Linked DNA regions of Homo sapiens: region 1 is linked to region 2. The links are chromatin contacts, found by Hi-C or POLR2A ChIA-PET in ENCODE. All regions are on one chromosome and are shown on one strand. Each heading gives the region's core, a stretch centred on a gene start or an enhancer-like site at or near the end of the contact. The rest is flanking DNA. Distances are from core to core; before and after follow the strand shown.

Region 1 (4,069 bases), core at 1,109-3,608, 67 kb after region 2:
AGGTTGTGACTGAATAGAAAATAACTCCAGAGGGTGTGGGTCACAGCCCAGAGAAGGCAGGTGTAGGTTAGAAGGTCAAATGCCAAGATGCGAGCCCTGGAGGAGAGGAGGCAGAGACAGGAGGGTCTAGGGACAGCAAAGAGAAACTTCACCCTCTCCCCAGCCCTGCCTCTGGCCAGTCCTGCCGGAACACCTGCAACCTGTGTCCATGACACAATGGCATTTAAATATTTAAACAGACCCAGCTTTGCTGGAACGGCGCACTCAGTCTCCAGGGATCAATCCCATGCCACAAGCCCCGCTCCACAAATCAAGTTTCTGGGGGCACCGAGCCTTTCCTCCCCTCCCCGATCCTACCCCCATCCAAGGACCTGCAAGACAACTGAGTGATGAGCCCAGCTTCCCTTCCGCGACAAAGGCAGTGAGCCTGAAGGCCGCGTTATTGGCTTTTCCACTGCAGCTTGAAGCGAAAAGCACGTGAGCCTTAAAGAATATGTGCCTTAATGCCCTCAAAAAAATTTTTTTCTTAGCAAAACTGCAAGAGTCATCTAACTCTCCCTGCTGCACTCAGGTAGGGGTAAAACCAGGGTAGTTTGAAAGAGGTTGAGGTCAAGCAGATTTTCTGGGACTGCCTTGGGCTCAAGCTTTTGTCTGTCCAGTCAGCAGATCCACCCATCCCATCGCACCTCTTGGCCTGTGGCACAGTTTCCCGTGGTATTCCCCAATCCACTGCTCCCTTCATGTCCTCCAGACATCTTGCCTCCCTAGTAAAGAGCATCATTGTTAAGCTGCTGCCTGGGAAGAAAGGCGCCACTGTGTGGGGAAGGAGTGCTGATCAGGGCAGTCCGGAGGCCCAAAGGAGGAGCCATCCCCTCACGGACAAAGGAGGAAACCAGTGCCATAGCAACTGAGGTGTAGAACCAGGACTAAACGTCCAGCCTGCTCCTCCCATCAGCCTGATACCCTTCTCTCTGAAGTACACCACTGCCAAGAAACAAGAGACTTTAGAACGGGAAGAGACCCTAGACCCTATTCTGATACTACCCCCACTGGGTGTGGCAACACACTCCCCGACTGGGTTTCTAGAAGGGAGGCAACAGGGTGAAGCGGCCACACAGCTGAAGACGCACATCTGTAGGGTGGAGGTGGTAGAGAACAGAGACTTTGCTGAGACAGAGGTGGCCTTGAGAGGGCCCGCTCCTGGTGTGTGACACCTGACGTGACTCAGGAGTGAGTCATGCTTCTAGGAGGGCTTTAGCCATGTCTATTTGCCTTTTGTCACTAATCTAGCCTAATGCCGTAGTTGGGGGGCAGTGATTTTAATAGATTTAAATTTAAAAGACTGGAAATCATATAATTCCTTCCATCCTACTTCAATTGTAACTACTACCTGACTCCAGCCTGCCCGCCTGATGCCTAGAAATTGCCCATCGACAGCGGCCAGGGCTTCACCTCATAAGTAAGTTGTGCGTTCTCATTAATTAACTTTGAAAATGCTTTTTCCGCAGCCTTCAAGAGAATGAAACTCCAGGGTAGGAGAGCATATGTAAGGGGCAGTTAGTATGGAAGATGTCCTAGGGTATGGCGGTTCTAGAGTTGAGGACGCTGGGATCATATCCCACTGTTCGCATCCTAGATCCCAGCTGTGTGACCATGGACAAGGCCCTACACCTCTCTGAGCCTCAGTTTCTTCACGGTAAAGTGAGGTCAACTGTCCCTGCCTCTCCAGGTTGGTGTGGGGGTTTACAGAAATAATCCATGTGAAACACTTAGCCTAGCGCTCTACACACCCTAAGCACCTACTCACAGGAATTAAGACCATGATTCAGAAAACACTTCGAGGAAAAAAGAAAACTTCCTACACTGCTTCCCTTGTGTCTAGCAAAAGGGCATATGCCTGCTTTGCTCCTCCCTGCATGGCTAATGCTTAGAGACAAAATGTTCTCCCTGAATATCACAACGTCATCACCAACTTCTTTGCTATGATGTTTCTTGAACAAAGAAAATGGAAAAGTGGGTCTCTCATCAGGAGTCTGCTCCAATGACGCTAACAGAAAAATTCGGGCTTGGGAGCAATTAGGAAGAGAAGAGGCAAACTCTTGAAATGACTTTTAAAACTTTCTAGCAGCCCAAACCCAAGGATTCCTTCCACCTGCCTGTCCCCAGTTATCATCCTGCCTACAAAATGGGGCTAAGGATACTGCTAGGATTTAAAGCGATTAAGTGAATTAAAAATCAAGCGCTGGATAGCTGAGTTGTATATCAATGTGAAATAAATGGAAAGAATAGATTCTAAGGAGACCAACTAAAACACTGATGCAAGCCAGTGGCAACCTGCCTGGAGAATTCCTGGAGACTCCAGAATGTCCAGATGCAAAAAGCAGAAAATAATAAGAGCTGAGCAGTCAGGAGCCAGAAGCCTTCATGTTTAAATGAAGTAGACTTGTCACTGTCAAAAGCCAGTATACACAAGAATCCCCTGAAGAGCGCTCAGAAAATGCAGGCCCCTTGGCCTTCCCTCCAGTGATTCTGATACCGGAGGTCTGATGTGGAGCCCAGGAGTCTGAATTCTAAGAAGCGTCTAGGCATTGCTGTGCAGCTGGTCCGGGCCTACACTTTCACAAACACCAACAGACTTTTCCACAATGTCCTATTCAGTTGCTTTTTTTGTGCATAAGAAACACTTTTCCTTAAGCAAGAGATTAAAAGGGAAGAAACAGAACTTTAACCCTTAAGCTTGGTAAACTTTCAAGGTAATTAAAAGAGACTGGTTACTTGCTGGAAAACAAAGTATTCATACATCCATACACCATGGATTGGGTAAAACATAAATCATGTTCAGGTGATTTAACATTTCTCTGAGACGGAAGAAATTCAATGACTGAGTAAAAGGCATCAAGCAAACTCTCTATCACCTGCAGTTAGCAGCTACAATAATATTCAAGCCACCCATTTTGCAAAGGAAGCTTGGAGCAAGAACACACAGGACCACTATATTCAGGAATGCATTCCAGGAAGGGTTAAATAAATCACATCAGAATATAGCTTATTACCACTACACATAAACCCAGAAAGGGGTTGGGGTCCAAGGTGATCTAATATTTTCATAAATAACTTGAAAGATGGAGTGGGAATTATGCAAATCACACCATAGATGATACAAAAATGGCAGGGACGGCAAATCTGTGGAGAATGAAATTTAACTACTGGGCAATGTCTTTAAATTTGCCTTTATTGAATCTTGTATATTGAAGTCACATATTATTGGATCTGTTTATTGAGACTCAATGGGACCAAATGCAGACTGATTTATGGAAGAAGGAATAATCAAACGCATAAGTAGAAAAGAGCATGCACCTGGAGAGGCATCGACACCGAGGCTGGGACAGGCTCCGACTAGTAAGCTGTTGAGAGGGTGGACAGGGCATAAGTAAGGAGATATGTCCGCTGCTCTTTGAGCCACCTGGACTTGATGCTACTTCTTAGGAGTGCCATGCTTAAGTGTAGACCTGGAAGGGAATTCCAAGCAGGGTGCCATAGAGACTATGGGGTGGGGCCCTAAGTCAACCAAGAATATATGGGATGTTCAGAAGGTCTCCCAGACGGACAAAGCCCTAATGTGCCTATTCGTAGGGGAAAGATGCGCAAACGACAAGGGGACCTGTAGGAGAGAAAATCTTCAGCTCCTATTAAGGAAAAACACTCATTCGAAGCACAGCTGGCATCATGGAAGAAAGGGCAGCTTATGGTAACACCATCCCTAGGGACGCTCGAGGAGGTGGCCAGACACCTCTCTACTTAGGATGCATTAGAGATTATTAAAAGCACTCCTTGCCCAGTTTGGGGGTGGTGGGGGTGGGCCTTGTGACCTCTCCAAAGGTCATTTCTATCCCAAAGGATCACATGTCTGAAGGGCACCAGATAAAAATAAAGTCTATTAATCACCGAGCTGCCACACAATTTCCAAAGAGAGCCAGAACAGAGAAGGGCAATCGACGGTGGCCCCTGCTCCACCGAGAGAGGGAGAGGAGGCAGCACGCATGCGGACAGAGCCAAGAAAGCAGCCGCT
Region 2 (4,300 bases), core at 248-2,747:
TGTCTCCGATCACTCACTCTGGAGGAAGCCAGCTATTGTGTTGTGAGCTGCCTCATGGAAAGGCCCACATGGCAAGGAGCTGAGGGAAGCCTCTGTTCAGCCAGCAAAGAACTGAGACTCTCAACGCAGCAGCTCATGAGGACCTGAGGCCTAATGGCAACATGAGAGTGAGCTTGGAAGTGACTCCTTCAGCCCTGATGGAGCTTTGAGATGCCTGCAGCCTTGGCCAACATCTGGACTGCAGCCTCATGGGACACCCTGTGACACACCACCCACCCAAGCCATTCCCAGGTTCCCAACCCTCAGAAGCTATGAGATAATAAATGTTTGCAGTTTTAAGCTGCCAAGTTGGGGGATAATTTGTTACACAGCAATAGCTAACTAATACAATGGCAAAGGAGGAACAGTAAGGGGCCTGGCTGAACACCAGACATTTGACAGAACTCCTGCTTAGGCAGTGTCTGCATTGTGCTCCCAGCCACAGTGAGGCCCAGCACTGGGCTGGACAATGAAGGAGAGGAGCAGGGTTTGGGATTTTAGATCATTTATCTCTTCCATGCTGTTATTATTTTTTTTCAGTGAATCTCCTTTAAAAGAGCTAATAGTGGGAACAAAGATAATTTCAGTGGCAATATGAATGGGTGTGACCCCTCAGCATTTACAGCAAGGTGAGTGCATCTGCCTTCGGTTTCCTGGGTCCAACTTGTTTCCATGGCATGGCCCGAGGAGACTCACTGCACCAAAGAGCCTGCCGTCTTCCCCTCAGGCCTTGCCCTCCATGCCCCTGTCTCACTCTCACCCTGCTCTGCCTTCCTTCCACCTGCCTGAGCCTCTCTCACCTCCAACAAGCCTCCCCTTTAGGTTCCCCAGAACACAACCCCAGTGTTAGAAAGTCAGAGGCTTCCTAGAAGTAAGCCAAACTGATATGAGCAGAGGAAGAACCTGCAGCTAGTATTCTGGCCTAAAGAAAGCCATGTTTGGATACTTTAATGATCCTTATAACTTTTCCAAGGAAGCACCTTTCTATTGACTGATTTTGTTTTGATTCCCCGTGGGGATCCTGTGAGGTGGGCAGAACAGATAGGAACATTCCTGATTTACAAATGAAGAAGTTGAGGCTCAGAATGGCTCAGGCAGCCCGCAAGTAAGTAGTGGAGCCAGGGCTAGTGGAACATCCATGTCTTCACATTCTAATCCTTTGGTCTCTCACTACACCATGTCCTAGGATGGCCAACCCAAAAGTGGCAACCCAATGGCATTTCAGCTCCTTGTTTAAGCTGCTAAATATAGCAACATTTTCTCCTTGCATGCATAAGAAGTTTGCCAGGGCATGATGAAATATGTCACTGACTCTCTCCATGCCTCAGTTTCCTCCATTTGCACCACATAAGGGTGAACTAGCTGTCCCCTCAGGCCCCTTTAAGCCTCAATGCTCCATGCCTCTAGCGAAATCCCTCAAGAAGCCAGACTTGCTTACATGAGGCAGAGGACTGAGTCCTCACCATCTGGCAGTGACTAATCCTGGAAAACCCTGGGGAAGAATTGCTCAGGAGTGAGCCAGTCCAGCCCACACAAAGGGGCCTGGAGGCTGCAGGAAGTAGGTCAGCAGCCTATGGTGGTGTTACTGGGCTTCGGCTCCTGACAGAAGCTCCTCAGCCCCTGGCTGGAGTGAGGAGGGGTCATGCCCCCCGCCACCTCACAGTCCCACTCAGACTTGCCAGGCCAGCTATTCCCACTTGCAGCTGGGTGTCCAGGTCCTCCCTAGGGCTCCCCCAAGTGACCGCCCATCACCAGCTTTCCCTGTGAAGCCTCTGAGAGGAGCACAAAAGACGGCTGGCATCCAAAGCCAATTTCACACCACACCTCCATTACACTGTCAGTCAAGAAAGGACAGAAGTGTTCCCCACTCACCTTGTCTAAGAAAGGAACAAAAGAGCACACAGGAAGGATCCCCTTTTTGTCATCACAAGACTATACTACAATCGAGACACCCACAACCCCACCCCCACTGGAGACCCCAACGAAGCCTCACTGGCTCCTTTCAATCCTTTTCCCCCTTTCATTCTCCACCTCCCGATTTCCCCAAGTCATGAATTCACTTTCCAAGTTGCAGTGGCAGGAGAATGGAAAATGAGGATGATGATGGTGACAACCAGCTTTCCCTGAAGTCTCTCACCCAGGTGTCTTGAGCCCTGGAGACACCTGATGTCCTTCAACACCCTCAAAAAGAAGAAACAGCAATTGCACTGAGCCAACACTGCATACGGGAGAAACATCCTTGGAGCTCCATGGGAGTACAACAAAACCCGGCACCATCTGGCGTCGTATTACCTCTGCATGCATTTGCTTCCAAGCCCCAACATCCAGGCAGCACCGGGTCTGCACTCCTCCTGTATCTGTGATCACTAAACCCAACTGATAGATCTGTTTCCATCGGCCAAATTTTCATCTAAGATTCATCCACTTTTCCTGACAATCAAACAAATATTTATCCAACAAATTCCTGAATGAGAATTGATCTCGCTGCTTACTTAGAAAGCTAGAGGGGATGATTTTTACATGGGCTTTCTTTTTTTCCTCTGGAGAAATTAGAGAGTTGGAATAGTACAAGAGAAAGCAAATCAATGGCTATTTCCAGTGACCAGCATCTGTCTTCAGGTTTAATAGAAATGATGCCCTAAGACATATAGTCTATTTGGCCTATTCAATACAAAAACACCCATCAATATTAAAGTAGTGCAGCAGGAGGGCCTTTCCTGGTACTTTGTAAGGGTAGACAAGAGCCTCACAAGTGTTCAAAGATTCACGAGGCCCTTCTGGATAAGCAGTGACAAACTCCATTCCATAATCAGAGAAATGAAACCATCAACCATCTCTAAAATGGCTCTGGTTCACCTGAGCATTAGGTGTGAGAGAATTAGGAATACATCACCAGAAATCTGACCTCCTTTCAGGGATAGCTAAATATGTGGCACGTATACCACCATTCTATCCCATACCCAGGGCAGACATTACTAATCAATTCAACATTGTCTTCCAATCTGCATGGATAAGACCTTATGATCCTTTTCAGCACAGCACTCCAAGTGGCTGTCACTGGTCTAGAGTTTGCATACAAGAAGAAACCAACTTGCCATCCCTGAGCTAGGCACTATTAAGCTGAATAGGTTAAAAGTTTCATGTGAGAATTAAGGACTCACATCTTAAGCAGGTCACTGGTCAGATATATAACTTCTGTTTTCCTTTCCATGAGGCAGAAACTCTATCACAACAGCTAAGACCCAAACCAAATGGTGGCCATGTTTTGTGGTTGGACTCAAGTATTGCTACGGTCACATACTTCTGTCTTCAAAGCAAACAGAGATGCTAAGAAGGGATTTTTTTTTTTTTTTCAGAGATAGGGTTTCACTCTGTCACCCAGGCTAGACTAGAGTGCAGTGGTGCAATCTTGGTTCACTGCACCTGCCGCCTCCTTGGCTCAAGCAATCCTTCCTCCTCAGCATCCACGTCCCCCTACCTGCCTCCCCCAGTAGCTGGGACTACAGGTATGTGCCACCATGCCTGGCTAATTTTTAAATTTTATATAGAGATGGGGTCTCCCTATGCTGCCCAAGCTGGTAAGAAGGGATTTTTTAATGATGGCTAATATTTTTTCTACTCCACCAGCTAGAAGGCATCAACCCATTCCTCCTTAAGTAATTCCTCTGTCTTTCATTGCCTGCAGCATGAAGTAAGCTTCTTAGCATTGCAAGCCTCTTTGCTGTCTGGCCACAGCTGCCTTTTTAAGATTTCTCTTCTTTTCCCACCATGGACCCCAACCCCACCATACCACAGAAAAGTATTTGCCACATCCCACACCCTCAACGCTCCTACACCCCCCACCCCCCAAAAAACCACTCTTCTTTTTGACTTGCACTTTTGCACACAAAGGTCTCTCACTATCTCTCAACTCCCATTCATGGCCAAACCTGTCAAACAGGTTGTCTACACTCCGGCTACACAAAAGTGGGCCCATCGACCACTTGCATGAGCATCCCCTGGGGGCTGGTTAGAAATGCTCACCCCGGATCTGACCTAGGGACTGCAGTTTTAACAAGATCCCCAGGTGATTCGCATGCACAGGGTATTTTGAGATGCACTTCTCTAAACTCACTCCCTTTCTGGGACACCCACTCAGTCTTCACTCTCTCCACACTGACTTCCCTCCTCTCTTTTCCACCAAAAAAACTCTCATCAAAGGAGTGAATGTGTCCATGCAGATATGAATAAAAGAATAATAAACTACTACTTCCACCTTTTG

What was found. A loop is a pair of places that touch in the nucleus more often than their neighbours do. ChIA-PET counts read pairs that join two places held with the same protein, here RNA polymerase II (POLR2A). Pooled maps may share reads with other maps.
Region 1: a loop to region 2 is called in a map of PC-3, with 3 times the contacts of the local background. The contact joins two enhancer-like sites. A Hi-C loop is called at or near these places in 1 of 168 maps with a recorded cell type or tissue (PC-3) and 2 of 50 pooled maps. POLR2A ChIA-PET finds 5 or more read pairs at or near these places in 1 of 52 experiments (GM12878).

Annotation. Positions count from the first base shown.
Region 1 is chr14:72,708,078-72,712,146 of GRCh38, forward strand. The region is part of intron 6 of DPF3 (double PHD fingers 3); the gene reads right to left. Among named protein-coding and RNA genes, the nearest start is that of DPF3, 180 kb to the right of the region's middle. RefSeq lists an enhancer at 1-287. Within about 2 kb of position 2,359, at least 3 of the 41 ENCODE cell types and tissues checked have a DNase peak (open chromatin) inside an H3K27ac peak, as active enhancers do.
Region 2 is chr14:72,641,919-72,646,218 of GRCh38, forward strand. All of the region lies in intron 8 of DPF3 (double PHD fingers 3), which reads right to left. Among named protein-coding and RNA genes, the nearest start is that of MIR7843, 130 kb to the left of the region's middle. RefSeq lists an enhancer at 1,107-2,306. Within about 2 kb of position 1,498, at least 7 of the 41 ENCODE cell types and tissues checked have a DNase peak (open chromatin) inside an H3K27ac peak, as active enhancers do.